2 separate regions of the Homo sapiens genome follow, and region 2 is linked to region 1. A link is an interaction called in ENCODE POLR2A ChIA-PET data of the cell type or tissue named here. Cell type or tissue: OCI-LY7. All regions are shown on one strand. Links, peaks and the distances in the headings refer to the core of each region. The heading gives the core; the rest is flanking DNA.

What was found. Peaks named below come from ENCODE experiments on the same cell type or tissue, not always from the same donor. Only the 100,000 strongest peaks of a DNase experiment are listed, where the experiment ranks them.
Region 2: POLR2A ChIA-PET joins it to region 1 with 5 read pairs; 2 of 35 experiments call an interaction of 5 or more read pairs at or near these places.

The regions. Positions count from the first base shown.
Region 1 is chr20:8,391,877-8,408,327 of GRCh38, reverse strand. All of the region lies in intron 3 of PLCB1 (phospholipase C beta 1), which reads right to left. LOC124900459 (a long non-coding RNA gene) reads right to left here and starts at 8,060. Exons shown (of 2, transcript XR_007067518.1): 1 at 1,954-8,060. In OCI-LY7, for the core only: CTCF peaks have their summits at 9,251 and 9,450; a DNase peak (open chromatin) is centred at 8,117; H3K4me3 peaks cover 2,648 bases; H3K27ac peaks cover 5,852 bases.
Region 2 is chr20:8,509,733-8,526,183 of GRCh38, reverse strand. All of the region lies in intron 3 of PLCB1 (phospholipase C beta 1), which reads right to left. LOC124900459 (a long non-coding RNA gene) reads right to left here. Exons shown (of 2, transcript XR_007067518.1): 2 at 13,679-16,451. Among named protein-coding and RNA genes, the nearest start is that of PLCB1-IT1, 270 kb to the right of the region's middle. In OCI-LY7, for the core only: no CTCF peak of the experiment used is centred there; no DNase peak of the experiment used is centred there.

The sequences.
Region 1 (16,451 bases), core at 4,209-12,208:
AATCTTCCCACCTCAGCTTCATGATTAGCTGGGACTATAGGTTCACACCACCATGCCCTACTACAGCAACTATTTTAGATGTCTATAAATAGATTTACAGAAAAGTTGCAAAGAGAATAGACAGAATACTCCTATCTATACCTTCTACAACAGGGGAAACTGTTTCTGCTGTTGTTAATATCTTACATTAGTATGATATATTTGTCACAGTCAATCAACCAATATTGATATTTTTAAAAAACTAATGTCCATATTCTATTCATATTTCCTTAGTTTTGACCTAGTGTCCTTTCCTTGTTCCAGGATCCCATTTAGGATACCACATTGCATTTACTCATCATGCCTTCTTACGTTCCCCTATACCACGAGTTTTCTCAGACTTTCCTTGTTTTTGAAAACCTTGACTGTTTTAAGGAATCCTGCTCAGGTATTTTGCAAAATATCCCTTAATCTGGATTTGTCTGATGATTTTCTCATGATTAGACTGGAATTTTCGGTTCTGGGGAAGAAGACCAGCAGATAATGTCATTATTACATCACACCAAGGTTACAAACCAGCAACATGACTTAATACTGAAAATGTTGACCTGATCACCGGCTGAGGGAGTGTGATTTGGTTTGGCTGTGTCCCCACCCAAATCTCAACCTGATTTGTATCTCTCAGAATTCCCACATATTGTGGAAGGGACCCAAGGGAAGATCACTGAATCATGGGGGCCTGTCTTTCCCATGCTATTCTCGTGATAGCGAATAAGTCTTAAGAGATCTGACGAGTTTATCAGGGGTTTCCGCTTTTGCTTCTTCCTCATTTTTCTCTTGCCGCCACCATGTAAGAAGTTCCTTTTGCCTCCTGCATAATTCTGAGGCCTCCCCAGCCATGTAGAACTGTAAGTCCAATTAAACCTCTTTTTGTTCCAAGTTTTGGGTGTGTCTTTATCAGCAATGTGAAAATGGACTAATACAGAGTGTTTGTCAGGTTTCTCCACTGAGAAAGTTACTCTTTTTCCCTTTTTCCATATTGTACTCTTTGGAAGATACTCGTTATCTGTGATTTAAAGGCTGGGGAGTTTTTTTCCAGCCTATCAAGGGTGCATTAACCACATAAGTTACTTGGGACTATTCTGTATGAAAGATTTCTTATTTGCTCACATTAAAAAAAATTTTATTTTCAAATTTATCCATTTGTTAAATTAAGCTATGCATGTCTCATTTTAGTATCACATGATTCATTCTAGCTTTCCTCCCTTGGTTATGTGTAACAGTTAAAATATCAGGAGGCAATGGGCTGTGTAGCCTCAGAAGTTACACTGAAAGTTAAAACAATCTTCTTTGGATTGTCAGGGGCTTATAAATAGAATCCTGATTCTTTACTTACTTAGCAGTCTCATTTTTCCTACTCTGAAACACCACATCTCAAATATTCATTATAAGTTCCCACTGTCCAATACCACATTCTAACAATTCATTAAAATACCCCCAATAAACGGATTTTAAAAAGCCAGAAAGAGCCCAGGTAAGTTGATCCCTCACATAAAATCACTATAATTCTTGTTTTTTCTGGGAATTTACTGTAATACTGGTAAAACTGAATAATAGAATTTGAACAGCCTTACTCTTTGCATTATATTCATTTTCTAGTGCTTCTTCAATGAATTTTCTTTATGAAAAGGGCTCTCTGCTCGACAGGCTCTTATGTAGATGGAATGACCTTTTGCTGCCTTGGAATACTGGAAGGCAAATTTCAACTCATCTGACTCACAAAACTAAATAAGTTCTGGCCTCCATTAGCAAGGAGATAGAAGATAGTGAACCTCACTTTCCTTTTGTTGCTTTTCAATTCACAATAATTTCATCTTGAAATTATTATGTGTTGAAAACACTTAACACAAGACAATTTTTGCCTGAATGCATATGCCATATTTTAATGACTGAAGCTGTAATTTAAAACATTACCTGCATGTTCTTCCATTTTTCCTTAAGGTTATTCTTGTACACTGACACTAGTAAGTTGAATAAATTTGTTTTCATTACATCCAGTAAAGTTTACTAAAGAAAGAGAGAAACAGCTTTTATCACTATGGTCATTACTGATTTTAAAATGTAGCTTTAAGCAATTTCGTTTCTTCAATTACTCTATCCACATATTTTCCTTCTTCCATCAAAGCCATAGAACACATAAAAGTCAATAAAGTAAATCTGTAACTCATGCTATAAAATGCAGGAATGACTTGACTTGGGCCTTCAAATCCTCCATCACACATACAGGCAATGATGGGCTGGTAAATGTTAACAAGCAGCTATCAAAAAAAAAAAGGAAGAAAAAAAGCCCTAATTAGTAGTGTTTGTCAATTTATCTTGTGTAAATACTCTCATGGCCAATTTCAATCTATCAACATGGTGTCACTGAGCACAGATTTGGGCAGAGATGTCAGTAGCATCATTATATAGCATTCCTACCATTTGGATATAATGATTATAAATAACTTTGAGAACATGGATAATAATAAAAAGTAGGAAGTGACAGTATTAACATGATCATCTTTTTTCAATATAATGTATTTAGATTGAAGTTTATGTAGTTTAATAGCTGTGTTTAACAACTGGCTCTGTAAATTGGTACAAGCCAAATTCAATATGCTGAAGTCTAACAGGGAAGGTTTTTGGCTACTTGATTGTCCAGGTTTCAGCTGGCTTTGATTTCACTGGAAACAACCAGCTTCTCAGAAGGAAAGTGGGGTAGATTGATTGCAAAAGTGGCCACAATTCTTCACCTTCCCTGTATCCACATCCTTTTGCAACATGACTGTAGCTCCTTCTATTTCCCTACTGCTAAATCGGGGGAAAACTGGCTTGACCTTGAGACTTGCTTTGGGCGAAAGCATGTGGCGTAATTGATGGAGTGCCTGTTCCAAGTCTAGGCCTCAAGAGGCCTTGTGTGTTTCCACTCTGTCTCTTACTGTTCTGCTTTCACTGTGAGGATATCCCCAGGGTGGAGAAACCAGAAGAGTGCTGATTTTAAGGGAGAGCTGAACAAAACACGCGGAGATGAGTAGGGACAACTCTAGACTAGTCTAGAGCCAGATGACCTCGAAACATGTGAGAGACCCCAGCCCAAATCAGCAGAGCCACTTCATCAACCCACAGCTGACCACAGACACATACATGAACCCAGAACCACTCAGCTGACCTGCAAACTCATTAGCAATAACAAATGTTTATTGTTTTATGTCACTGGGTTTTGGGAAGGTTTGTTAGAGCTTGAGAATAAGACTAATTTCTGTCTTCTATATGGAGAACTGAAAGAGTCATCATTTGAATACCTACTGAAAGCAAAGAGGACTCCTGAAAATATCAGAGGAAATAGGACTAACATGTAGGAATTAAGGGTTGAGAGAAAAATATTGCTCATTTTGCTAATCTGGATACATACAACTTCAATAATTGTGGTGTGTTAATGTTACTTGAATTCAAAACTCTGGTCATAATCAGCTATAATTATGCCATGGTGTTAAAGCCATACTTCCAAAATATTCTGTTTTATGGATTCAATACTGATTATATCTTGCAAAGAAGACTTGCTTTTAAAAAATACTACTAGTAAATACTAGTATTTCTGGGGAAGAATTACTAAAAGAATCTGTACATTTTCAAAACTTTGAATATTTAAATTATAGAATGTTACCCTCACCACCATATCATTTTGAGACAATGAAATCATTCAATCCCATACTTCAGTTGCAAATTGATATTTCCTTTGAAATATTAGTTTTCCAAGGAGCTTGACATCCTGCTTCTCAGGGGAGAAAAAAGGAAGAAGGGGAATGCAAAATAAGCTTAGGACTTGTACCTTTTATCCTCTCTACTAGGTGTTTTCTAATCTCATTTTCAGTTCGGTGCCAGGAGATGTGCTTTACATAGAGAAATGCAAATCATTAGACATTCAAGGCAAAGTTGGAATTAGTGTAAAAATTTTCAGAATGGAAGGAACCTAGGAATTTTGTGATCCCAAATGTTTTTTCTACACAATAGGAAACTGAGGAAAAATGGCTTTGTGCTACAGATGTGCAGCTATTTAGCCAAAACCCTGAAACAAAAACATAGGTCAGTTAACTCTTAGAACAGAGCATTTATTCCATGAAATCACAAAACCCATTGCTTTCAATGAAAGTTGATTGTCAATATTCCTTCAATAAAATTTGTCTGCAAAGAAAAATTCATCTTAATTGCTATAAAATCAGTCACAATTTTACTTAATAAAAATAGATAAAAGCCACAATTTCTGTCTATACATAAATACTTATGAGCCAAAAAGCAAGCCTGATTTAACTCAAAGTATCAGATAAATTCTGCATCATAAAGGACATTATAGACAAATCATGACTCTCAATTAATGAGAAAGAAATGGTCCTAGTTTCCAATATAATGGATACTCAAGTACAAATGAGTTACTAGTAAACCATTCCCATATGGTTAGTCTCCTGAAGATACTGAATGTTCATGGGTGCACCTATTCTAGATGCTGAAAAAAATTAAGCTTTAAAAATGAGTATAGATTTTCCCCTGAGGAATGCAATGGCCATTTCTGCAATCCACAATCTGTCTTGCAGTGGCACTATCAGAGCTCACTGAAGCCTCAACTTCCTGGGCTCAAGTGATCCTCCTGCTTCAGGCTTCCAAGTAGCTGGGACTACAGGTACGTGTCACTACACCCTGCTCACATGCTATCTTGTTTCTGAACATCAACATATCACTTAAATGCTTCCTTCTCTGTGAAGCCTTGCCCATCTTCCTGCATTCCCTCCATTCCAACCTACGGCACCACTGGGCAAATTAAAATCTAATATTTCCAAACACTTCTTACGATTCCCAATTACATCATTTACTACATTTGACCTTGTATTACAGCCTTTGGACACTCCCTGTTGTTTTTTGTTTGGTTGGTTTTTGAGACACAGTCTTGCTTCATTGACCCAGACAGGAGTGCTGTGGTGCGATCATAGCTCATGGAAGCCTTGAACTCCTGGGCTCAAGTAATCCTCCCATCCTCAGCCCCTCAAAGCCTTAGGATTACAGTCATGAGCCACTGTGCCTGGCTTTGTGGGGCTGAGGAGGGAGGGTTTCAAAGGTAAGAATCATGAGCATAAGAACTATGTTTTATTTCTTTTTTTATATCATTTGGGACTTCACACAGTGATTTTCCTATAAGAGATGTCAACTATTTTTATTTAATTAAATAGTTCTAACTCACAAAGAGTTTAGAATCTAATAAAATGATATCATATACAACACTGATTAATTTTTGCCCAACTGCAAAGGGATGAGAATTTTACCAAGTCATCAAAATACATAAACTTAAATTCAAAGACAAAAATAGATATAAAATTTAGAAATAAGGAGGTGACACTGTAATTGTTACAGAGAGTATGAGTTAAAATGAAAAAAATCAAATGAAAACTTTTTTTAAATTTTTTTTTTATTTTTTTGAGATGGAGTCTTGCTCTGTTGCCCAGGCTGGAGTGCAGTGGCACGATCTCGGCTGACTGCAAGCTCCGCCTCCCAGGTTCACTCCATTCTCCTGCCTCAGCCTCCCGAGTAGCTAGGACTACAGGCGCCCACCACCACGCCTGGCTAATTTTTTTTTTTTTTTTTGTATTTTTAGTAGGGACGGGATTTCACCATGTTAGCCAGGCTGGTCTCCATCTCCCGACCTTGTGATCCGCCTGCCTCGGCCTCCCAAAGTGCTGGGATTACAGACATGAGCCACCACGCCCGGCCTGGAAACTATTTTTTAAAAGATTCGGTGAAGTACATGGATACATAATATTATGTCAAAAATTAGTTTCCTTTTATTTAATAAAAGGTGGTTAGAAATGTAAATAAAAGCTCCACTTAAAACATCAAAGTGATGTAACACTCAGCGGAAGCTTAACTTTAACTGTAAGATCTATATGATAAAGACCTTAAAACATTACTAAGGAATACAAAAGACAACCTGAATATAAATGAAGACATATTTTCTGCTTGCATAAAAGTAGTATGCTAAAGACATAAAGTGTTATAACATTAATCTCATCACTTAAAGAAATACCAATAAAAAATACACATGGTTTTTAGGAGAACAATATAAATTGATTCTGAAATTCAAATGAAAATTAATATAAATGTAAATAAAACTTGATAAAGCAGGACTATACCAAGTAATATATATTGTAAAGCCACAATAATTAAAACATTTTATTACTAGTCTAAAAATATATAGAAAAGTCAATGATCTCAGGGGAAAATGGAAAGATACAGAAGCTTTCAGTGTATAACCAAGATAGCATTCCAAATCAATGAGAAAAAAATAGGTTATGCAATAAGTAATGTTAGATGACCTGGCAGCCATCTAGAGTAACATAAAATAGATATTATGGTAAACATTATGAGCTCACTAATCACTGGTTCTCCTTTCACCCCTGGGCATACTGGAATCTGTATGTCCCAGCCTCCTTGAATTGGGCTGGGCCATGTGACTTGGACATGGTCAATAAGCAGAAGGGATGCATGTCACTTCTAGGCTGAGGCATTGAGGAATCCTCTTTGATTCTCTAGCTGTTTTCTCCTGCCACAGCAAATGCAAGGCCTCTTGCTGAGATGGTTGAGCTCAAGACAGAAACATCCCTAGATCACTGAGGATAGCTATCTTGGAATGTTTTTGCAGACCTTCAGCAGATGGTTTGAGCAAGAGATGTATTTTTGATGTGTTATTCCACTGACATTTGGGAGTTGTTTGTTATCATGGACTACTTTAATCCTGACTAATAAAGATTCCTTTGTCACTGTCATAAAATAAGGTCCAGATAGCTCAAAGATACAACCATAAAAATTAAAATCATAAAAACACTGGAAGAAATCACAAAATAATCTTTATTATTTTAGAATAGTTATTCCAAGCGGTGCTCTGTTTGGAAGTACAGTTTTTAAAAAGGGACTAATAAATTTGACTACAAAACATAATTCTGGAAGGCAATAATTCTACAAGGTCAAATTAAAATTAAAAGCTGGAGATCATATTTCCAGTATATGATAGCTCTTAATATATCAAAATATCTTACGAAACAGTGAGAAGAACTATATATTGGAAAATGGGCAAAGGATATGGTTAGAAATACAAACAACACAATATGAAAAGTTTCCTCTCCACTCACAGTAGAAGAAATTCAAATTTAAGTAATAAAGAGCTCCCAATTTTTCATCTATAACATTTCAAAGATCAAAAAAATTCAATCAAACATGGTGTTGGCAAGAGTATGAAGAAACAGGTAATCTTGATTGTTGTTGGTGGAAGTGTAATTGATTAATTTATATAATCTCTTCGCTGAGCCATTTGGCAATGCATTTCATAATTAAAAATGCACATATATTTGGACTTAGCAATTTCACCAACAGGAAATTCGAATATACCTGTATTGTGCCCAAAGATGATATTTTATATATACATATATATACACATCAAAGCATTGTTTGAGGCAGCAAAAAACCGGAAACAATAAAATGCCTATTAACAAATGACTAAGTACATAAATTATGGCACATCTATAAAATGAAATAATACTCTACAACCTCTAGAAAAAGAATGAGGACTTGTATTTGTGCTGACACGGCATAATTTCTGCAACAAATTGCTAAGTTTAAATAGCATTTGATAGCATGTCATCATTTACAGGTTTTCTGGGAAACGAAAACAAGAAACTGCAGTACTATGAATCCTTGCCTCAGGGGAAGGGAACAGAAGAAATGGAGAAGGGGAAATACTTTTTAATAAGATAACCTTTAATAGTTGTAATTTACTTTTTAGTAGATGTAAAAATCATTTATTTCAAAAAATAAAAACAATTTAAAAACATTACATCAGACCAATTCCACTGCTACCCACATGGACTAATAACATTTTAATTTTCATTTCCCAAAGGTCATAAATGGCAAGAGTGATTATGTGCCTGGTAATCAGTGGTAAGAAAATTCTGGCACAAAGAATAGAATACACAGGCTCAGACAGTTGCCACCTGTGACAAGTCACTTAAAGGAAAACTTATTCAACTTAAAATATCTTTCTAAGAGGAAGTGAAACTGACAGTTCTCACCCTCCTCAGATAAAAATCCAATCAGGAAATATGACATTGTCACCCACATAGTGCAGCTAAGGTACTTCCCTATGCCACCACAAGCAGTTGACAATGTCAGAAAACTTCTGACATTATGCAAGATTTCCATTCCATAAAAATGATAGACTTAAAAAGCACAGGGCAGATGCAGCATTAATCTGTTCCCACAGGCTTTATGGCTATTTAAAGGGCCTGTCAACATGAATAATGCACAGGAGTTATTTTTACATAAAATGAGCTCAGAAATTATAGAACAAACAACTTATATGATGGCATGGATTTCTAAAAATGAAAGTTTATAAGGCAGAATAACCAAAAGGTTTTTTTTCTTATTTTTATTTTCGGGACTTTGTGGGTAAATCTACAAGATATTGCTAATTGTTTAACTAGTAATGATTTTGTCATTTTCTAGGAATTTGAAAAAATAAAGTAAAAAAAATAAAGTTTTGAAAACTAGAAAATGGCATTCTCTACCTACATAAAATATATGAAACAAACAAAAATTGTCTTAGGGAAAAATAGTTTTTTCTTGGGAGGTGGTTGTTGGAAAGCAGAGAATAGTATTGAGAGTAATATTTGATATAATGGGTTGGTAAAAAATGCCAATTTCTAATTGTTTTGTTATTCTAGAATAAGAATCCACTTTTCCCTTATAGAACTTGAATTTAAAGTATTTCAGTAAGCATTAATAGACACACTGAACAATGAAATAGTAAAAAATATTCCAGAAATAGATCCAGGTACACATGGAAGGAAACATTATATATGAAAAAGGTAAGTATTTTAACTCACCTAGACAAAAGTTGGACTTTTTGATAAGTAGTACAAAAGATAGACTTTTAAATAAGTGGTGTTGGCACAACTGGATTGCAAATAAAAAGAGATATACAATTGGACTTTTAAATAAATGTTATTGGAACACCTAGATACCAGGATAGGGCAAAAGATGGTCTGAAAAAAATAGTGTTGGGACAAAAGAACGGTAAGTTAGAAAAATAAAATTGGGTTCATACCTCATGACAAACAAACAAAAAAAACCTCCAAGATGCTCCAAGATCTAAATGGAAAATCACGAAGTCATACTAGAAAAAAAAAAAGAAGCTATAGGTGAATTTTCTTTATAAACTAGGCATGAATAAAGACTTACTAACTGTGACTCAAATGCCAAAAGCAATAAGATAAAATATTGATAAATTGACTAGATAAAAATAAAAACAAAAACTTACAAGGCAGAAACAACATCAACAACAGCAACAAAAAAACACCAAAAGCAAAATCAAAAGGGAAAAAATAAACCGGGAGAACATTTTTGCACCTCTAGGGTACGATAGAGAGCTAATTCTCCTGATATATAAAGAGCTCAAAAAAACCAAGGGGAGAAAAAAAGGACGAAATACCAGATGAAAAAAAAAAAGTGCAAATTATGCAAATGAGCATTGTGCTATTAAGTGAATGTTTGTCTCCCTTCAAAATTCATATATGGACGCTTAAACCCCAACGTGATAGGGCGTTGGAGGTAGGGACTTTGGGAAGTGATTAGGCCATGAGGGTGGAGCCCTCAAAATGGGATTAGTGTCTTTGGAAAAAGAGACTAGAGAGTCAACTCTCCCTCTCTCTGCTTTCCCCTATGTGAGGACTCAATGAGAATGCAGCCAACTGCAAACCAAGAAGTGGGCCCTCAGCAGACATGAGATTTGCTGGCACCTTGCCCTTGGACTACCCAGCCTCCAGAACTGTGGGTAATGTTTTTATTTCAGCCACCAGTCTATGGTAATTTGTTACAGAAGCCCAAAGTGACTAAGACATATTTATAATTTGTTATAGAAGTCCAAAGTGACTAAGACATATTTATGTATATTAAGACATATATTATGACATATTAAAACATATGACATATATTTATTAAGACATATATGTGTGTATAAATACATATTTATATATGTTTTAGAAATATATGTATGTATATACATGCATGGTCCTTAAACATGTGAAAGGAGGCTTAGTTTCATGCATAGGTAAGAAAAAGGTAAGTTAAAATGTATTGATCACATTTCCTGTCAAAGTGGCAAAAATAACAAGCTTAACAATACACTTTGTGGTGAGACTGTGTGAATAAAGATTCTGTAATACACTGCAAGGGGGGTAGAAAATGGTAAAATCTAAACAAAGAAAAAGTCTATGAAGATGTTAGCAAAACAAACAAATCTAGGAATTTATCCTGAAACTGAACTTTTGCATATGTAAAGGAAGGCATTTAAAAAAAAAATTGTAGCCTTATGCATAATAAAAAATAATGGAAACAACCTAAATGCTCATTCACAGAAGACTGAAAAAACTACAGAACCTCCATATAGTGGAGCAATATGCAGCTGTACAAAAGAATGAAAAAGATTCCCATGACCCATATGAAGAGGTATTGACGTTATATTAAGTAAAACAGGCAACCTATAAAAGCACATAGATAGAATGTTACATTTTGTGTAAGAAAGACTGAGGCAATTTACATATATTTTGAAAAAACTGGTGTCTCAATTCACTGGGGAAAGATGGACTTTTTATTAAATGAGATGAGAGGACTGGGTAGCTAGGTATGGGTTTGTGTGTGTGTTTCCTTATTTTTGTAAACAGAAACATGGTAAGGAAAACCAGAAGGTGGGTAGGAATAGGGTGGAAGGATATGGATGAGAGTGACTTCCCTGAGCATTCTTCTTTATATAATTTTGAATGCTGAGGCAAAGGAATATTTTATACTTTCCAAATGTAAAATTGATAAAAGCAATAGAGCATTTTAATCTCTAAAACTGAACGTAACTATAAATATATAAATCTAAGTGTATAGCAAATTAATAATATAACTCTATAGAAAATAATTTTAATAATCTTGGAGTATATATTCTTAGTGAAGCATACAATAAGGAATAAAGATAATTGCAAAGAAACGTTGGATTTTCTCTAGTGGACTTGTATTAGTAGCAACAGTATTTTTATTCTAGAATTATTTTGTGTAGACTATGACAAAGAAGTGAATACATTAATGCAGTAAGGAATCAAAATTGCCACTATACAAAAACAGATATACATGAAAGAAGAGGAAATGAGGAAGAAACCTGTGATAATGGATTGAATTAGATCTATTTGGATCTGTAATCTCACTGCTAGGATTACAATTTGAGGCATTACCAAAGAATAAAAACGCCAAATGAAGAAGAGATATCTGCTTCAGATTTACCTATAATAGCAAAAATAAAACAGAAATTGTCTACTCAAAAGTAAATAGTAAGTAGTTAATATGATTTCCAATCAATGCATTATTATTCAGCTATACAACTGATAAATATTAAAAATATTTAGAATCATGGCCATGCTTACAGTGTCATGTTAGATGAGAAAACTTTAATATGTTACGTATGCAAATATATAGATGAACACAGTTTGATCTTTGGGAAAATAAACAGACGATTGTGTATATCTGGAATTACTAAACCACGAAGGCAACTTATTTAGTTGAATTTTTTTCAAAGCAACTTTTTGTGTTAACAGTAGCATCAGATGTTGACAAAATTAAAGACTCACTTGCTGTTACTCTTCCCACCTTGTTTTTCAACTGGACTGAGCAACTTCCCATTTTTTTGAAATTGAACCTTTATTAAGGCAATAATTCAGGACTGGCCTCTAAAATAATTGGTTTTTCTCTTCTCAATCATACAACCGAATAATTTATTTAAGGCCAAGGACACATAATTCTAGTGTTGCAGTGTAGTGCTAGGATTAATAGTGCATGAAATTTTTGCCACATGCAACTAATACCAACTAATGCCATTAAAGCAATATGTTTTGGTTGGATTAAAAGAAATATTTTGAATCCCCTTGGATCCACCACAGATTGAATTTCTGTCCTTGAGTGAACGTTGCCACACCTTATTAATTGAGGTAAAGATGCCATCAACACAGTCAGATGATACTTCTGAACTTTCAGCTCCCCACTTCTGTAGTTATATGGTTTTAGATATATGATTTATTATCTAACATCTTGTTGCCAGAGAAACAAGCTCAACTTACAAAAGTAAGGCATGATTCAGCTCAATATATTACTTTTCTGTTACAACTTTGTAGTTTCTCTGTTTACAATCTAAACAGGGCATGAATATTAGTAAATTACAAGCCGAATATTTGAGGGACATGATTAAAAGAAGCTTGATGAGTTTCCAGACACTTGGAAGAGTTGTAAGCATTTACCAGGAATAATTTAGAATAACATGGTACAGTTAAGTATCAGGGGAAAATATATTTACAGAGAAGAGTATCCATCTATTATGACTTTCTATATTTTATAGTCTAGAATAACAATTTGTTTTTTTTTTAAAATGGGAAAAACAGATTTCTAGTCACACCTTCACAGTATTTCAAATGCTCTACAGTATCCTTCAAATAAATTATTTGACTTAAGAATTCTCAACTCAAACCATGAAATTTTGAGCAGCTAAGCATAAAATTAAATACTGAGTCTAGTTCGCTATTACTTACACAATTTATTCTTTAACATACTTTCTCAAAGTTTTATAAACCACCAACTCATGTGAAATATCCCACTCAATCATCTATTTTTATTTTAGATATTCTAAGAGCTATTCCTTTTCAATATTATGTATAGATAATTTATTTGAAAGCATTATTGACTTTAAAATTGTGTAAACTTAAAATTTAATTTTCCTTATTCAGCCATTCCACATTCTTTGGTATATGTGTAGGACAGAACTAATATAAGAGATCTTAAATTAATTTTATTTAGATTTTCATCTGGTATCCATAAGTAATAATATGTAGACAATGCCTTCTAAAGAATCTTTAATCTTCAAACAAAATTGCAAGCAAATTGATTAATAGAGAAGCATGTTTCAGAGACCCATAAAATAAAATAAATGTCTCATTAACTACTGCTTTCGACAGTAGAGATTTATCTATGGCAAAAATAATAAAGTCAATAGGTGTTCAATTTCCCATATTGTTTGTATGTACCTCAACCAAGGAAACTTCTTTTTAAACTCTTACTAAATTTATTTATACTAAGGTACTATAAGAATCAAGGAAAATGTAATTCATGCACAGATACAAAATGACTAATTTCAACTAAAGAGAGTCAAATTTAATTTTTAATTAACATTCATAGAAAGAAAAATTGTGTTTGCTAAACAATTTTAACCAGGTATTACAAATCTTGAAATAGTCTAGGAAGAAACGATTTAATTTAAAAGTTTAACATGACCTTACTATTTTTGAAATATGAGTGATGCTCAAAGCTTTTGAAAAATATTGTTAAAGATACCATTAAAAGTGAAAACTTTGCCAGATAGAAGCCTATATACTATAGATGGCAAATGCAAATACCTAAAGAAAAACATTGAGAATATGGATGATGCAACCAAGAGTTTAACTTGTCAAATAATGGCACAGCTTCAAGCCTATTAAACATATGCACTAATGGCCTATAGTTTTAAGGATAACAGTAACTACAACTTACAGATCCCCTATTATGAAATATATGTTATGGCCTTTAGTCCTCACAATAACCCTGAGAAATAGTACTATTAACTTCATTTTATGGATGAAGAAAGCAAGACATGAAGTTAAGCAACTTGATTGTGACCACATGAGTAATACTGGTGGAGCCTCTTAACCACTGCTGTTCCCCAGTGTGAGGATACAGAAGCAAAGCCTCACTTTCAGGGCATAAAAGTCAACTCCCATGAACCAGAGAATCATCAGACTTCTTTCTTTCTGCACACACACACCAGGAACCGAAAAGAAACTATGACTATTAAAAGTTATTGCTCCCTAAGTAAGTTCTACCACTTTTAATCTAACCTCAATTCAAGGTTTACCTTGACTTAAAATCCTTCCACAAAGGCCAAGTAGTACCAATTTTATATAAGTCATAAGATGTGAAACCATAGAAAAATAGGCTCTAGAAATAGTTAAGAGTGGACAGAGAATCTCACTCTAGTGGTACACTAGGCATTAGGCTTGTCTAAATGCCAGCATAGATTCCAGGTGCTATGGGAATAAATGAAATTCTTGTGTTTTGAGTAATATGTGGGCAATGCTGATGGTTTTCTGTCATAAGGTCTCAAATTAAAAAAATTAATTAGGTGGGAAGAATGCAAATAGTAAACTTTAAAATTCAAAACATCATAATATAATACAAGACAAAATTCAACATTATATTAATATTATCAAGATATATGAAAAAGGCCTTTCTGGTTTAGATCACCTAAGAACCTGTTCTCTAAACATCTTTAATAGGATCTGCACTACTGTGAAGACAAGCATCACTCATAAACTGGTGTTCTAGTTTATTAAGTGTGGTTAACTTCATAATAAATGGCTTTTAGAACATTTATATTAATCCTATGAGATGCTTGTGACCAAGAGACCCATAGTTAAAGAAAAAAGAAAGAAGTGACACTAACCCATGTCCAACACATCAAAAGCTGTGAGAAATCCTGCAATAAAGGAACCCTTAGCATTTCCCAAACTTATTTGACCAGTCACCCAGGCCGGAGTGCAGTGGTGCAATCACAGTTCACTGCAGCCTTGAACTCTGGACTCAAGAAATCCTCCCGCCTCAGCCTATACTGAGTAGCTGGGAGTATAGGCAGGCATGCACCACTGCATCCACCTATATTTTTTTTAAGAGATAGGGCTTTGGGTCTCAAACTCCTGGCCTCAAGCAATCCTCCTGCTTCGGCCTTCCAAAGTGCTGGTATTACAGATGTGAGCCACCACACCTAGATGACATTTTTATAGCATCTATTAGTATTCCAAGGAACTCACTTGGAGAAACAGTGAGTTTTGGTTTTGATAAAGTATTCTATATACCTGAGGAAAAAAAAATACAATAACTGTTCACAGAGCTATGCCCATTCATGGCAGGCAGTGATGAGCAAATTCTTCTCTCAAGCCCTCTGTTCTTACCTGAAATCAGTAATTCTTGGGTATAAATATAAAAATCAAGCAGCATTTGAGTACAGAAGTACCAGGTGGCATAGAGAAAATGTATTAGGTGTGTGAGGAGAATTTTCTGATCTTTTAATCTCAGTGGTCTTGTCTCACCTTTAAACACCAACAAACATACTGTCTAATTAGTTAGGTTATTCCATCTTCTTGAAATCTCTATGGACATTAATTTCAGGAGTTCCGGAAAACTTTATTTCATCATTAACAAATATCTGTTAAGTGGCAAATATGTTACTATCTTAATTGCCACTTTTCACATAAGATAAATGCCATAGATAGGAATTCTTTCATCTACGAAAATACCTACTATGGGTCATGTATCACATCCAAAGGCAGTGATATAGGATTTCACTTTTTTATGGTACATTGAAGGAATTTAAGAATTTTCAGCCATTTCCCATTCAAAGAAGACAAAACACAAATTTCTCAGAATAAACTGGTATACATTCCTAAGTTCCTTCCACTCTACCCAACTTACTCACAAATTGATATTACTATATCACACATTATGGCTGGCAAATCCATTTGAGAGATGTATATCATTTAGTTCTCCCAATAGCTCCATGATGGATACAAATATTACCTTTAGTCCCCAGGGATCATCCTGCTTGTCTCTTTCATTTTTTATGAGGAAGGTGAGATTCCTAAAAGATGGTATGACTCTACCCAGGTTATTCCATCAGCTGCAGTACCCAAATTAAAAACTAGTATCTTAGTCTATGTGTGCTACTATAACAAACAGACCGGCCAATTTATAAGCAAAGATCTGTCAGGTGGGAAATATTTACAGAAATTTATTTTCCACAGATGTGAAGGCTGGGAGGCTCAAAATCAAGGCGTAGACAGGTTCCGTGTCTGGTGAGGGATGCTCTCTGTTTCAAGGTGGCATTTCGAATGCTGTGTCCTCAGATGGGCCAAGGAGGAAGGGCAAAAAAGACTGAACCTTGAGTGAAATCTCTTTTATAAGGACCTTAATCACATTCATGAGGGAGGAGTTCTCATTGCCTAATCACCTTCAAAAGGCCACAACTTTAAATACTATTGCATCGGCGATTAAGTTTCAACATGAATATTGGAGGGGACGCAAACTTTCAAACTATAGGAACTCGCTGCTCATAAACTGGACAGTGCCCAGTTTATTATGAGTCCTAAAGCTGAAAAGGAATTGTAATGATATACTCCATATTTTCAGAGAATATTCCCATTTCAAAATGTTTCTTTCGTTAAATTACATCCCAGTATTTTCCCCTGCTGGAACATGTATCAAATTACATGCCACATTAGTTTATG
Region 2 (16,451 bases), core at 3,688-11,687, 120 kb before region 1:
ATTAGAGTATCAAGGAAGTAAAATTGTATGTGCATAAATCATTAGCGTGTAAATCAATGAGGTTTCACAAAATTAACATACTCAGGTATCTCCACCGCTGATCATGATATAGGATATTTAGTGTGTTTCATAAGCCACTCATATGCCCTATCCTGGTTACTATCCCGCTCCAAAAGTAACAACTATTCTTTCATTTTAAGGGTAACCATTCATAGTAACACAGGCTTCAAGTATGCTGATGCTTTGGAAAAAAAATACTAAAAATTGATTTTCAATCCCAATTTTCATTTTTTAGGAGCTGAACAAATGTCATGACAATTTAACAGAATAGAGCTACAGAAAGAGCTAACAGAATAGAGCTACTCATCATCATCCTCTAGCCTCCAAGCAAAAAAAAAAAAAGCTGTTTTTTTCAATTGTTGGATAGAATTTTATGAATTTTATTTCATTTCATTCAGGTATTTTTAAGAGACTGCACAAAGTTGATTTTTCTTTAAAGTTCTACTTTATCCATTTGACAACAACACAACCAATTGTTGGTAAAAACAAGAAAATTAAGTCAGTTTTTCCAGTGTTTGTGTATAGTGATTTCCCTGATTTCTCCTTTTTAAGATCTCTCTGTGCCCAAAGGCACAACACGGTCAATTAGGGTTTAAGTAAATTGTGTCCCCTCAGTACAGTTTTTTAGTGTGAAATTAATCAGCCTAATTGAGATTGATTATTTGAACTTGGCCTTATCAACACCAAAATCAAATTAACTAGAATATTGCCATGCTGACAGATATTTATGACATTTCAACCCCAAATAAATGCAAACCTTGAAAATGCTTCTAAATCCTTAATACTGATTATAAATAAATAGCATGCCTTTCTCCCAAGGTCAGGTTTTTTCCATAATTGGTCTGCAATTAGCTCCTTTTTTTTTTTGGCTATATATATGGGTTAAGAAGATATTTTATAATGAATTTATGTTCCCCTCTCTATCCACTGCCCTTCAATTTGAGTTGAAAAATTACTTTTTTTTTCCCCCTTCTCCATAAATGTCACTGTCAGCAGTTTCCTTCTGGACATTGGAAGGCTTTGTAAAAGTAACTGAAGGGATATAGGCTATTAATCATGATTTTAAAAATTATTTTACATATATAAAATTTATATCTTTCTAAAAGCAGGTGGTTGAACAATTAACCTCTGCTTACACTTCTCCAAAGGTTCTTAGCAAGTCCCAAAGATGCCTGCAAGGCACTAGGAAGTAGGTGCAGTAATGTTCCCAGCTGTGGCAGTACACAGACGCTCCCTCCCTCTCCTACATCTCACCCCTACAGTAAAACTATTTCTGGGGAAAATGGAGAGGGTTTGAGTTACTCAGATATTATTTTTAGATGACTTCTAAACAGGGATCAGTAAATCTTAGACAGCACTGCCACTTTTCATACAAACAAAACAACTCTGGCTTACAAAGAGTGTCAATGAAAAGTGTCAGGATCCCAAGGTCTTGCATCATTTAAGGAGACCCTGCAGTTTGACACTTGGTTTTACTTCTTAATTGCCTCATCTGCTCCGTTTAACTTTACTCAACTAGACTTATAAATATTTAATCAGAACATGGCTGCCTGCTTAAAAAAGGAAAAAGAAACCCTGACTGATACTGTTGGCCAAACATGACCTTGAGAAGACAAAGACACGTTTACAAGGTTATTCTCATCCTAATTTGCATTTAAGGAGAGAAACAAGTGCCATGACCGATTAGCAAAACGAAGTTATTAAAAACAATTGACCTAGGCTTAGGTATCCTGTAGAAAGAAACTGAAAAAATAAAAAGAAAGAGAAAACTCATAGTGTTCCCCTCCCCTCCCTCAAAGGAAAAAACAAAACAAAACCCAGGAGGTTCATTTTTTTCATGATTTATTGAATTTTCTGAATTCCTAAAGCCATATGGGTGTATTTTAAATGTTTATTTTTCTTCAAGCATCTTCTCTAATGTTAGTTTATAGAATATTATAGTTTTGACTAGAGTATGTAAATGTATTTAATAACAATCTTGCTATTTTTTGGATATGAAGGCTTTTAATACATAGCATTGAAATAAATTAAGATTTTGTTTGTATTTTATACTTTGTTTTGTTGCTGTATTTTTCAACATATATATCAAATTTTGAAATGATTGTTGGAAGCTTTTTGGTATTTTAAAATCAATCAGTTGATTAACCAATTAATTAATTAGTTAATGTGAAATTTCACGTATTAACTCCGCCCAGTTGATTCCATACAACACACGCTCCCCATGCAGGCCTCTGGGTGGCATGGTTTCTGCATCCGTGGAGTTGCTTCCTCTGTGTCTCACTGGGCATTTCTCAGGCACACAGTCTCTAGTTTTCAACTCTGACAATGCACAAGCATCTTCTTCCCTCCCAATGCGCAATGATCTGAGTAACCTTAATATACTAAGCTCTGAGTAAATTCCATTTGTCCCCTTTTAGTGGGTTTAAAAGTGTTGTTCAGTAACCCAACTGATGTCTGCTACTAACACCATATCTGTGGCCAACTATTCACTATATCTCAGGTCTTCCCTGAGACTTTCAATCAAATTCTCATACTGCTAGATTCGTTCACGGTCATGTGCTTTCCTTTTTTTCTCTTTTCTTTGGAGGTGTTGTCTCTCTCCATATATATATATATATATATATATAGAGAGAGAGAGAGAGAGAGAGAGAGAGAGAGCCAAATATATATATATTTGTTGTCGTCTCTCTCCATACACACACACACACACACACACACACACACATATTTGTTATGATCAGGATCATTTGCAAAACTTCCTCTTGACTCTAATTTTTGCTCCAAAGACTTGCTAATCTTTCTTTTGAATCCTCACTAAATCACAACTTCCTGAGCCGTATACATTCTCTTTCTACTATATCCCTAGTGTCTAGACTAGTTCCTGGCACAGAGTTGGCATTCAGTAAACACTGAGGGGAGGGTTGTTTAGATGGGTGGATGAATAAAGGCAGCAGGGATAACAGGCCTACTACCCCCTTTGTCCAAGGATTATATGACCCTTTCAAAGATACAAGCTCTCAGTTCATCACTTCTGTAGAGGATGATGAGCATCTACAGCAATCTCATCCTCAACTGCCGATTCCATTGAGGACCACGAATCATGCTCTATGGCCAACATTTTATTTGATAGCTTAACCAGCACATTACACCCAGTTTGACTAAAATGTCCCAGCAATTGACTGGCATTGATTTAATTTAAGATTTCCTTATTTGAGAAGCAGGGGCCTCATCCCACCCCACCAACTTTCTTGCCTCAACAAATTAGTCTTAAATAAAGATAAGCCTTTATTTCACATTCTTATCTTAATTATCCTCCTATGTTTGAAATAATGTACAAACAAGGACATATTTTACTTTTTTGTGGCTTAGAACACTTAGTTTTAAAACTTCTTATATTTATTGTAATTAAGACTAATGCAAGCTTCGTATACTTATTGTAATTAAGACTATTCAATGCCTTGTTTTCCAATTATTCATACTTAAAATGGTAGTGTCTGCTTTATTTGCACAGGAGACTGTTTCATTGTTCCAAACTCATTTTCCTTAATTTGTCTTTTCTGGGTTCCAAGAAAAGGGCGTTGCATTCTGCTTGACCACGTGTGTCAGTTGGGGAGAAAGTGTAGATCATAGGGTGCTGGAAGAAGACTAGGCTTTGAATTTTATTGGTCTATTCTGAATGGCTTTTGTCCTTCTTAGTGGACTCCAGGAGAAGATAAATTGTTAGCGTAACCACAGGCCAGAATGAGGATGATGTCATAGATAAAATGGGTGTATTAAATTGGTTTCCCCTAGAAGCAGAGCCTGAGATGGGGAGGTAACAGAGATTCTTAGAAAATGATTTATTGAAGAAGGGCTCTCAGGAAACGCTTGTAAGGGAAGAAGGGAAGCAAGATGTGTGTTCAATCCAAGGGGAGCTCCAGATCCTACATTGCATCTCTGTATCTGTCTAGCCTTGAGGTGAGGCGACTGAATTTTCATACCACAGGATTAGAGAGTCCTTGCATACCAGCTTTAGGGTGCATGGGGATAGTAGCAGACTGCCTATCACAGGAGAAGGTGACTCTTGGCTCTCAAGGACAATCTTCTGGAGGCATTTTTAGCTTCCAGCTTTAGTGTCAGCACTCACTGTTCTAGTGATTTAGTCAAGGCCCTGCCTAATCACATTTGCTACAATGGAAAAATCTGATGTTAAGAAAGAAGGAGAATATAGTTTGCACTCCCGAACTTTGTTTGGTTTCTGTGTGGTTGAAATGCAATTCACAATTTTACCTTTTCTTGAAAAAGTGGTGTTTAGTTATATATCTGTGTTTCTATGATAAAATAGCTGAGTTAGAGGTGAACTTTTAGAATGCAGTCCATGCTTAAGTACCAATGTATTTGAACTAGCATTCCATTGGATCATTGGATGTATTGGATTCTGTGAATCATAATTTATTGAAAGGATTTTTTTTAGGCAGTCTCACTCCATCACAATTCACTGCAGCCTCAACTTCCTGAGCTTAAGTGATTCTCCCACCTCAGCCTCCCAAGTAACTGGGAGGAAGGCACACACCACCACACCCAGCTAATTTTTGCTACTTTTTATAGAGACTGGTTTTCTCCATGTTGCCCAGGCTGTTCTTGAACTCCTGGGCTCAAGCCATCCACCCACCTGAGCATCTCAAAGTGCTGGGATTACAGACATGAGCCACCCTACAGGGCCTATTGAAATGATTTGATTTGTTAATGTAGGTGAAAGTACCTTGGCCATCAGCACGTAGTAGGCCCTCAATACCTTTACTTATTCTTTTTTTTTTTTCCCTTTTATAAGTCTTAAGATGAATCTCCAGAACTCCACATGTAGGTTGACATCTTACTAATTTGTACAAATGAGAAGGAGGGCCTCACTGAATTAATAAAAATTATGGAAAAAATGAATTTTTGAAATTCAAGAACAAGTAACTGATACAAGGTTAATGAAGCATTACCTAGAATTAGCCCTTAAGGGAACAGCCTCAATAAATGGATAAGAATAATTTATAATTAGCCTTTTCTTTTTGCACCTCAAGAGTACTTGGGATGAGCTTATCTATAAGAAGCTTAGATATATCTGCTATTGCCTGTGATTTTATTTCTATATTTAATTTGTCTTAGGATAGTTTTCTTAGATATTGTGTAGCTAACAACATAGTCCCTGCCTAGGGACATTTCATGATAATCAGAAACTTTCAGGTTAACAAATATTAGCTTACTTCCCACAGTGTTTATATAAATTGAGTTGTATGTCCATCTGACATTTGCAGAAGCCCTGGGCTATCCTTAATATTTCAGAAATCCTCAAAATGCACAGATTTTGAGTAAAAGAAGCCAGACCCCAAAGACTACATACTGTATGGTCCTACTGATATGAAGTTGAAAAGAAATAAAAGTTATTTATACCCACAGAAATTGGATAGCAGTTGCCTTTAGTCGTGGAGTGGTTAGCTAAAATAGGGCAACATGGAATTTTTGGGGTGACATTCCATATCTTGATCTGGATGTTAGATGAGTTTGTATATTTGTTAAAGTTCTGTGTGATGTACATTTAACATTTGTGCATTTTACTAAAGGTAAATTGTACTTTAATAAAGTACTGTTAGAAAAAGGTGCATAGGTTGTTACTTGAATCTTAGATCTAACTTTATGGAGGAGGTGAACAAAGAAAAAAAAATCAGTTGGCCATGGTTAACTGGCAAAATAGTTAATGAAAGTTTGGTATATAGATTTCTATGATATATCCAAACTCTAGTCTTTGTCCCACCACCTATTACAAATATAATATGTCTATTATGATGGAAATTGCAATAATAAGGACTCTAACTTAAAATTAACCAATGGGATATTCTGGAATTCCTAACATGAGATTCCAAAATAAACTGCTTTACTTCTGTTGTTTTTACCAAGAGCTTTCCAACAGTGCTGCTTCTGTAAGTTAAAAAGCTAGGAAGAACCACTAACAGTTTTTCTTCAGGCAAAGTGCTAATGGCCCCTAAAGGGACTTTTCTTATCATTCTGTCACCTAAGTGTGATTTTCTAAGTAGCTTTTTTCTGGGCCTGCCAGGTTTGAGAAAATGCAATTCCTTCTTGACTAAAACATGAACTTTAAAGCATTCATGCTTTAAAAAAGAAACTACATTAAGTAGCCTGAGTCAGAATTTCTTATAATATAGAGACGCTTAAACTGATGGTTCTGGCCCAAATATCATCTCCCTTTGCACATTATTGATCAGGAAATATCCAACAAGAAATCTGAAAACTAAGAATTCTCCAGGATTTAATACATGATGTCCTCATATTGCCTTAAAATGATTAAGCAAAATGACAGTATATAGGTCATAGAAAATTTATTTTCACATGGGAATTTTGGGGAGAGAAGGAAGACATAAATACTACATAGTAATATTTGCATATCATTTTGGTGTGTTTCTCAAGTAAGAATATAGAGTTCTGTATTTGGCCCTGAATGTGTCTCCTGCCTTTATTTACCCTGGGAAACTAGGCAATTATACAAAATGGAAGCAGTTATACAAAAATATTCTGATCCCTAAGAATAACCCCCTTCCTCAAACTGTCAATCACTATGGGGGAGAGAGAGCAGGCAGGATGAAGAGGGCTTTGTTCTGGGAGATATTCTGTGCTTTGTTTCGTTTTGTATTTTGTACCTCCTACTTCCTCATCCCCATCCTTGTTTACCTAGTTTGCTACTACTCTTCTTTCTGATGTCAGATTAAAGTCCCTTCATCGGAGAAGTTTTTCCTTATCTTTCCTCCCATAAATGTCTCCCAGCTCCATACTAAATGCACTCACACACGTTGTCTACTACTCCTCTATAGTATTCACCACTGTAGGAATGCCCTTCTTACTCTCCAGTCTGTAAGCTACCGAGAAAGCAAGGAGTGTGTCTGTTTTCGCTTCATTTCCAACCTCAGTGGGCATTTTGTCTGGCATGCTGTAGTACAGGAGTCCCCAACCCCTGAGCCATGGACCGCTATCAGTCTGTGGCCTGCTAAGAACCAGGCTGCACAGCAGGAGGTGAGCAGCAGGCAAGCAAGTGAAGCTTCATCTGTATTTACAGCCGCTCCCCCTTGCTCCCATCACCACCTGAGCTCTGCCTCCTGTCAGATTGGCCCCAGCATTAGATTCTTATAGGAGCAAGAACCCCACTGGGAACTTTGCATGCAAGGGATCTACTTTGCATGCTCCTTATGAGAATCTAACACCTGATGATCTTTCACTGTCTTCCATCACCCCCAGATGGGACCATCTAGTTGCAGGAAAACAAGCTTAGGGTTCCCATTGATTCTACATTATGGTGAGTTGTATAAGTATTTCATTATAGACTATAATGTAATAATAAAATAAAGTGCACAATAAATTTAATGCACTCGAATCATCCTGAAACCATCAGCCCTCCCAACCTGCTGCCCTGGTCCATGGAAAAATTGTCTTTCATGAAACCCATCTCTGGTGCCAAAAATGCTGGGGACTGCTGCTGTAGTAGATGCCCAATAAGTACAGGATGGATAAATTTATAGATAAACTAATGAACTAATGAAATCTTTCTCTGAAACTGACAATGTTCTGAACATAAACTGTGAGTACATTAACTACTCTTTAGCAAAGAGTAGAAATGAATACTCAGTCTCCACTTGATATTTTCTCCCCAGTAGGGTTTTCTTTCTTCAGTCCTATCCTACATCCCACCCCTGAGAGGCTCCTTTGTGAGCTGTGAAAAAATTCTATAATTCTAAACATATAGTATTGCTGAAGCTGGGAGAGAAAAGGTGACAATCAAACTCAGCATGTTGGGATTCATTAGTCAATGAAGACAAGTAAGTTATGATATTGCTACTGCACTCCAGCCTGGGTGACAGAGCGAGAACCTATCTTAAAAACAAATAAAATAGGATAATTTTTTTTTTTTTGAGACAGAGTCTCCCTCTGTCACCAGGCTGGTGTGCAGTGGTGCGATCTTGGCTCACTGCAACCTCCGCCTCCTGGGTTCAAGCGATTCTCCTGCCTCAGCCTCCTGAGTAGCTGGGACTACAGGCGCATGCCACCAAGCCCAGCTAAATTTTGTATTTTTAGTAGAGACGGGGTTTCACCATGTTGGCCAGGATGGTCTTGATCTCTTGATCTCATGATCCACCTGCCTCAGCCTCCCAAAGTGCTAGGATTACAGGTGTGAGCCACCACGCCTAGCCAGGAAGATAAACTTTTAATGGCTGTCAAGTTTATGTGGCTCTGACTGATGACATCATTGTCTTATCAACCTGGTGTAGGATAAACATACCTGACAGCAATAACTTAAGCATAACCTTAGAATGACCTTGTATAGCACCTGAATGTATGTTCTGAACTAGGGAATCCAGGAGTAGCCAATCCAGAGATTCATTCCTTGTCCATGAGGAACATCTGAGCCCCGGTCCCATCCTATTCAGTCCTGTGGAACACAGGCCGTACAGGGGATTGAGGCCCAGAGTTTTAGGTTACAATATGAAGGTTGCCAGGTGGAGGTCACTGGGGGAGGGTGTTAAGTGGAAATGCTATATAAAGTGCATGCTGATTGCTAGCAGTTGCTGTTTTCCCGCCCAGCCCACTGCCACTGGGCTATGAGGTTATCATATTTAGCTCACCACCACTGGCCTCTCTCCCCTGTATGTGAGCCTTAATAAAACCCCATGTCTCATTTGTTGCCTCTGGGTCTCTTCTTTGGCTTCTTGAATCTTGTGCCTTCCTTATTGGGGTTAATAAGGGTTCAGCACAACACCCAGCAATTTCAAATGTAGACGACGCCTCTCAGAGCAACTACTGTTGTTTCATATCTTTCTATGTTCCAATAAATTCTGTTTTGTTCCTGCATCTTGAGTTGGCTCTAGGCTCACCATGCAGGCCCCCTCAGTGTCTAGCTCTTTAGGTTGTGGGATGTCTGGAAGGGGATATCAGACACAAACACTTCTATGCCATTACTTGTGGGCTCCCCGAATGCAGCCCAATGTCATCTCTATATGTGGAACGCCCAACCCCTCTATTGTGGTGAATTTTTTCTGATCCTTCAAGAGTCAGCTCTAGCACCCACTCTGCTGTCCAGTGGTTAAACTCACTCCTTGTGAAATCTGGCATACACCCAGTACACAGGACCTACCACCTCATATTGAGCATCTTACTTATTTGTCTGTAAACACTCTAAGAACTGTAAAGCCTGGAACTGTGTTGTACTTAGCTGCACAGCCGTAACAAAGGGCACATAGGAAATCTTTGATGGATGGTTTTCTTGTTGAGTGAATACCCTTTTCACCTTGACCATGACTCAACTATATCTATCTTGCCGAAAACTTTAGTCAAAAACTCTTACAGGTGACTGACTAGTAGTATATAGCATCAAAATGGAATACATATATATATATATATATATATATATATATATATATATATATATATGATGTTATATTTTCTATAAAAACCTTAGATTCTAAAAGAAACCATGCAATTCCAATGTTTGTAATTTGGCTAAATAAGACTGTGGCTATTTAGCATGTTATGAAAATAAACTCAGAGACTTTCAACATTATTGTACTTACATGTATAAAAGGGAAACTATCTCTGATAGAGTAGGTTGTTGTTCTGAAATGATCACTCATTTCTGTTCACTTCCATAGGAGATGACACTTCTCTGCTCCATTTATGTTGATCTTGGCCATGTGACTTGCTTTGGCCTCATTGTGGGCAAAATTAACACAAGTTGAGCTTAACTATGTAACTGGCTTTGGCCAGAGTAATATTATCAGAAGCAATGAAGCGGAGGCTTGAAATGTGCTGTCATGGTTGAATGTGTTCTCATGTGCTTGGGTCACTGCCAGGAGGACCTGGGCTCAGAGGGGACATGTGAGATGATGATACGGTTTGGCTGTGTCCCAGACCAAGTCTTTCTAGAATTGTAGCTCCCATAATTCCCACGTGTTGTGGGAGGGGCTTGATGGGAAGTAACTGAATCAGGGGGGAGGGTCTTTCCTGTGCCATTTTCATGTTAGTGAACAAGTCTCACAAGAGCTGATGGTTTTACAATGGGAAGTTCCCCTCCTTACGCCCCCTTGCCTGTTGCCATGTAAGATGTGACTTTGCTCTTCCTTTGCCTTCTGCCATGAGTGTGAGGCCTCCCCAGCCATGTAGAATCCATTAAACCTTTTTCCTTTATAAATTACCCATTCTTGGGTATGTCTTTATTAGCAGCATGAGAACAGACTAATAAAGACACTGTGTAACAGAGCCACCTTAACTAACCTGCCCAGCTGAGCCAAATCTAGATAAGCACTCCCAGCTGTCCCAAATGCAATGATAGACAGTTTTTAGCTGAAGCCACTATGCTTTGGGGTGTTTGTTATGCATTGATGTTAAATGTGCACATTTCTTATATGAACTTTTCTTTATATTGTGCCTCCCTCAAAGCCATGCACAACCAGACAATAAATTATTTCTGATCAAGGCACTAAACAAGGAAATGACCCAGATTGTGGGAAGTAGAGATTGGGAAGGAGGTTCTAATTAGCTGCTCTCTGAGCTAGGAATACAAATTTCTAGATACACCAGGCATCAGTTTGAATAATTGTATGGGATATAGGAAAGCAGCCTCATAGAAAAGCCTGCATACACTAACACACGCTCACAGCATCTATGTGATAGGAGGAAAGCTTCAGGAAAGGTAAATGATTAGGGTGGAAATTTTTAATAATTGTATGCAACCTGAGTATATTTAGAGCCATAATTATAAATGTAATTTACTGTAATGGTGTCTTCATGCTAACAACTATTAGTTTAATAAAACTGCTGTTATAATGAAGCAGATGCTATTACTGAAACAGCTCTATAATTGAAGGGCTATTATAGCCAGTTTAGAACAGAAACAGTAAATAAGTGGTAGTGGGAAGCTCTTCCTCCAGGGCTGAATATATTGAAAATTCAGACACTTTCCATACAGCAATACTTTGTGCCTTGATTTTAACATTTTACCTTCTATGTTTTTGTTTGTTCCTTTGTTTTTGTTTTTTGTCTTCCTGTCATAAGCTAATCAATGTTAGTGGGCCCAAGTCCACTTTAATCTAAGACCTTATTACTCAAAGAGTAGTGTGTAGGCCAGTAGCATTACTATCACCTGGGTACTTATTGGAAACTCAGAATCTTAGCCTAACCCCTGAACTCCTGGAGATGAATATTAGTTTTAACAAAATCCTCAGGTGATTTGTATGACTATTAAAGTTTCAGAAGCATTGGTCTTAGATATTCACTTGGAAAAATTACTTTACATGAACCAAAAATAATAATATAAGAATATTCACCCATACATACATACAAGATATATCATGAAACTAGCAAAAAGATACTGTTTTTGTTTTAACTTTTAGCCACAATTTTCTTTGTTAGGGTAGAAAAAGTACTAAAAGAGAAATGAAACGGCTTTACTCTATGGGGCACAGTATTGTTTAGGGATTGGGTTTCTTGCTTTATTACGGTAGATAATCTGTTTTCTTCTCAGCCTCTGAGTAGCTGGGACTACAGGTGCACACCACCATGCCTTGCTAATTTTTTTTTGTATTTTTCTGTAGAGATGGAGTTTTGCCATGTTGCCCAGGCTGGTTTCTTTTTTCCTTTTTTTTTTTTTTTTTGGAGATGGAGTCTCGCTCTGTTGCCCAGCGCAGGCTGGAGTGTAGTGGCCTAATCTCAGCTCACTACAACCTCCGCCTCCCAGGTTCAAGTGATTCCACTGCCTCAGCCTCCCGAGTAGCTGGGACTACAGGCTCACGCCACCACGCCTGGCTAATTTTTCTATTTTTAGTAGAGACAGGGTTTCGCCGTGTTGCCCAGGTTGGTCTCGAACTCCTGAGCTCAGGCAATCTGCCCACCTCGGCCTACCAAAAGTGCTAGAATTACAGGCGTGAGCCACCATGCCCGGCCCACCCAGGCTGGTTTCAAACTCCTGGGATCAAGCAATCTGCCCACTCTGGCCTCCCTAAGTGTGTAATTACATCTTTTTTCTTCTTAATGACAGGTTTAAAATACTTTTTCTTCTTCTTCTTTTTTGATTTTTTTGAGACAGGGACTGTGTTGTCCAGGCTGGAATGGGGTGGCATGATCTTGGCTCACTGCAGCCTCAACCTGCTGGGGCAAGCCATCTTCCCACCTTAGCCTCCTGGTAGCTGGGACTACAGGCACACACCACCATGCCCAGCTAATTTTTTGTTGTTATTTTTAACTTTTTTTTTAATAGAGACAGAGGTCTTACTATTTTGCCCAGGCTGGTCTTGAACTCCTGAGCTCAAGCGATCTTTCTGCCTTGGCCTCCCAAAGTGCTGGGATTACAAGCATGAGCCACTGCACCTGACCACTTTTGTTTCTTTTAGTTCTGGTAGCGTTTTATCATTTCACTGAAAGCATGTTTGTCCTATCCTCATGCAGTAGATTTTAGAAAACACTACCATATTTCAGTGATATCTCATAGCAACTGGCAGGGGGGACAGAATTCTTACAATACTTCAATGGGGATGTTTCTCTCTTGGCTTCAGCACCTGCAGTATAGGTATTCGTTCCGAATTATCCAATATATTCTAGCACACTTCGTGCATTTAATTGAATATAATTGTTTATACTGTAAAAATAATGTAATTTGTCTTATTGCAACTTTACCATGAAAACAGTGTTCACTGTGTCGTGTTGTCACTTCATAGATTGCTTTTGCTGTGTGTGAATGAATGAGTGTGTGTGTGCCCTTCATTACTGCATAACACATGTACATCCAGGGGCTCTAATACTGACTGCATAGCTTAGTGAATTTCTTCACATCTATATCCCTGTGTGGCCTCCACAAAGATTAAAGAATATGTCCAACACTACTGAAAGTTTCTTGTCTCTTGTCTTTGATCAACTTTGCTTGTTCTTGAACTTTATAAAAAATGGAATCACACAGTACTTGTTTGTGTCTAGATTTATGTATTGAAACCTTTGGTTTAAACATTTTAAAAAAATGAAGCCATTATACTAAGTAAAATAAGCCAGGCACAGAAGGACAAATATTACATGATCTCATTTATATGTGGAATCTAAAAATTCGAACTCGTAGAGGTAGGAAGTAGAATGGTAGCTACCAGACGTTGGGAGAGGGTGGGAGGTAAAAGGGGAGATGATGGTCAAAGGGTACAAAGTTTCCATTAGACAAGAGGAATAATTCCTGGTGATCCATTAAACATTAGGTGACTAGAGTTAATAATAACGTATAGTTCAAAATTGCTAAGAGAATGAATTTGAAATGTTTGTACCACAAAGAAATGATAAGTACGTGAGGTAATGGATATATTAGTCGGATTTACTCCTTCCACAATGTATACATGTATCAAATTGCTCCCCATATTGTACATTGGGGTACAATTTGTATTATGAGGGTACAGATTGTACCCAATGTACAATATGGGGTAAAATTTGATATATGTATACATTGCACCCCATAAATGCACCCCATAAATGTATATAATTATTATTTATCAATTAAAAAAACAAAGCCACAATGTTTTTTATTGTTTAAAAAAAGGAAAGAGATTTTGACATCACAGAATTTCTCCAAGAATCTAAAACAGTTTATTTTAGAAATATTCTGAATAACTTTTGGGAGGTTTATATTACAAAATGTTAATTCCTCCCTCATACACAGAAAGTAAAGAGAATTAGGCTATTTTGTAACATGAGTTTTAAAAATATGTGAAATACATGAAAATTACTTAAGAATTGTAAATATAGCACCTATGCCTAAATCCCGAGTTTTGGTATTGGAATATTGCCTTATTTAAAGCTTGTTTACACAGATTTTTCCATAAAATTTTACAGGATTTCAATGAATCAGAACGTACTAAAAGTGATGACTGTGCACTTAACTTTATAGATTTACGAATAAAACTACATCATTGTTTTAATGCGAAAAGAATGAATAGCTTAATCCCCAATCCAATAAATGTTTCACTACCAGTTTGGCAGTTTTTCAATCATAATGACTGAAACTTTGGAACCCAAAAGCTTTTCCTGCTTGTGTTTAAAATAATGATCATACAGGTGGTAACGTGCGACTGTCCATTTCTGTGCTGAAGAGACAACCCAGAGCGAGAGAAAATATTTGCAAACCACACATCTGATAAGGAGTGAATATCCAAAATATATAAGGAACTCAAACAATCTTATAGCAGAAAACAAAGAATCGAATTTTTTAAAAAAATGGGTAAAGAATTTAAATAGACATTTCTTGAAAGTAGATATACAAATGGTCAACCAGTTTATGAAAAAATGCTCAATATCACTAATTGTCAGAGAAATTAAAATTAAAACAACAGTGAGATATCAGCTCATACCTGTTAGAATGGCTATCATCAAAAAGACAAAAGATAACGAACGTTGGCGAGAATGTGGAGTAAAGGGAACCCCTGTACACAGTTGGCAGGAATATAAACTAGTATAGCCAATTAGGGAAAACAGTATAGATATGCCTCAAAGAACTGAAAATAGAATTACCCTAGAATTCACCAATCTCATTTCCATGTTCATATCCAAAGGATTTGAAATCAACTGTTAAAGAAATATCCACTCTCCTATGTTCTTGAAGTATTATTCACAACAGGCAAGATATGGAACCAACCTAAGTGTCCATCAGTTAATCAATGGATGAAGAAATGTTTTATATATATTTATCTCCATTCATCAGTTAATGAATGGATAAAGAAATGTTTTGTATGTATATATACACTGTTCAGCCTTAAAAAAAAGAAGCAAATTCTGTCATTTGCAACAACATGAATGAACTTGGAGGAAGTTACGCTAAGTGAAATGAGCCAGGTAGAGAAAGATAAGTAAATACTGTTATGATTTCACTTATATGTGGAATCTAAAAAAATCAAACTTACAGAAGTAGAGAGTAGAATGGTGGTTACCAGAGGCTGAGACAGAGATGTTAATCAAAAGGTACAAAGTTTCAGTTAGACAGGAGGAATAATTTTTGAGATCTATTGCACAGCATGGTGACCATAATTAATAATAATATATATTTCAAAATTGCTAACAGTGCAGATTTTAAGTGTTCTCACTACAAAATAATGATTAGTGTGTGAGGTGATGGATATGATAACTAGTTTGATCTAATCATTCAACAATATATACACATAGCATCACATTGTACCCCATAAACATATGTAATCATTATTTGCCAATTATAAATAAAAATTGCAAAAAATGAAATTATTGTCCTGTCAGAAAAAGTCCTAGTAAAAACCCTCTCTTTCAGAAGTAGTAATTAAAGTTTAATTACTTCTTCAGAATGACAATTAAAAATCAATTCAGTTCTGTGTGATCAGTAAATTTTAAATTGCAGTTTGAAAAAGATCAGGGTTGCCGGGCACGGTGGCTCACGCCTGTAATCCCAGCACTTTGGGAGGCCGAGGCGGGCGGATCACCTGTGGTCAGGGGTTGGAAACCAGCCTGGCCAACATGGCGAAACCTCGCCTCTACTAAAAATACAAAAAAAAAATTAGCTGGGCGTGGTGGCCCATGCCTGTAATCCCTGCTTCTTGGGAGGCTGAGGCAGGAGAATCGCTTGAACCTGGGAGGCAGAGGTTGCAGTGAGCCAAGATCGCGCCACTGCACTCCAGTCTGGGCAACAAGAGTGAAACTCCATCTTAAAAAAAAAAAAAAAAAAAGAAAAAGAAAAGAAAAAGATCAGAGTTATCCTAAAATAAATAACTCAGAAAATTAATTTCGTTGTAAATATAGAGGATTAGATTTAGCTTATGGAAAATTTCAAAAGTGAAAGCAAGCTCCAGTTTTGAAATCACATGGTTGATAGAATAAACAAGCTCCTTGTTATAGTTGACACTTTATTCACTAAAATTATCAGTACAGTGATCTTTGGGCATCAAACATAGTAGAAAATAAAATTACTTTTACATTTCCAGAAAATCTTCTCAGGCTTTTTGTCCCTTATCACCTACAAAATCTACATTAATCAGTCAATCAATCAAGACATTATTCAGTGCTGCACTGTTGGTCATAAATTATAATCACTGCCAGAAATAATGGTGAATAATAAGTGTTTCACAATATAGCCTCTGAAAAGAAGATAACATTATAATTAAGGCCAAAAGAAACAAAGCAGATGGCAATGTTTTTTGTACTTACACCAGTCATTAAATTACCTAACAGAGCAATGTTGTATTGAGCAGTCACTTGGAAAATGAACAATTATTCCCGAAACTTCAGAAGGAAGCATAGGGTGTAGTCACCTCAACCATCTTCATGCTATCTATCTATCTATCTATCTATCTATCTATCTATCTATCTATCTATCTATC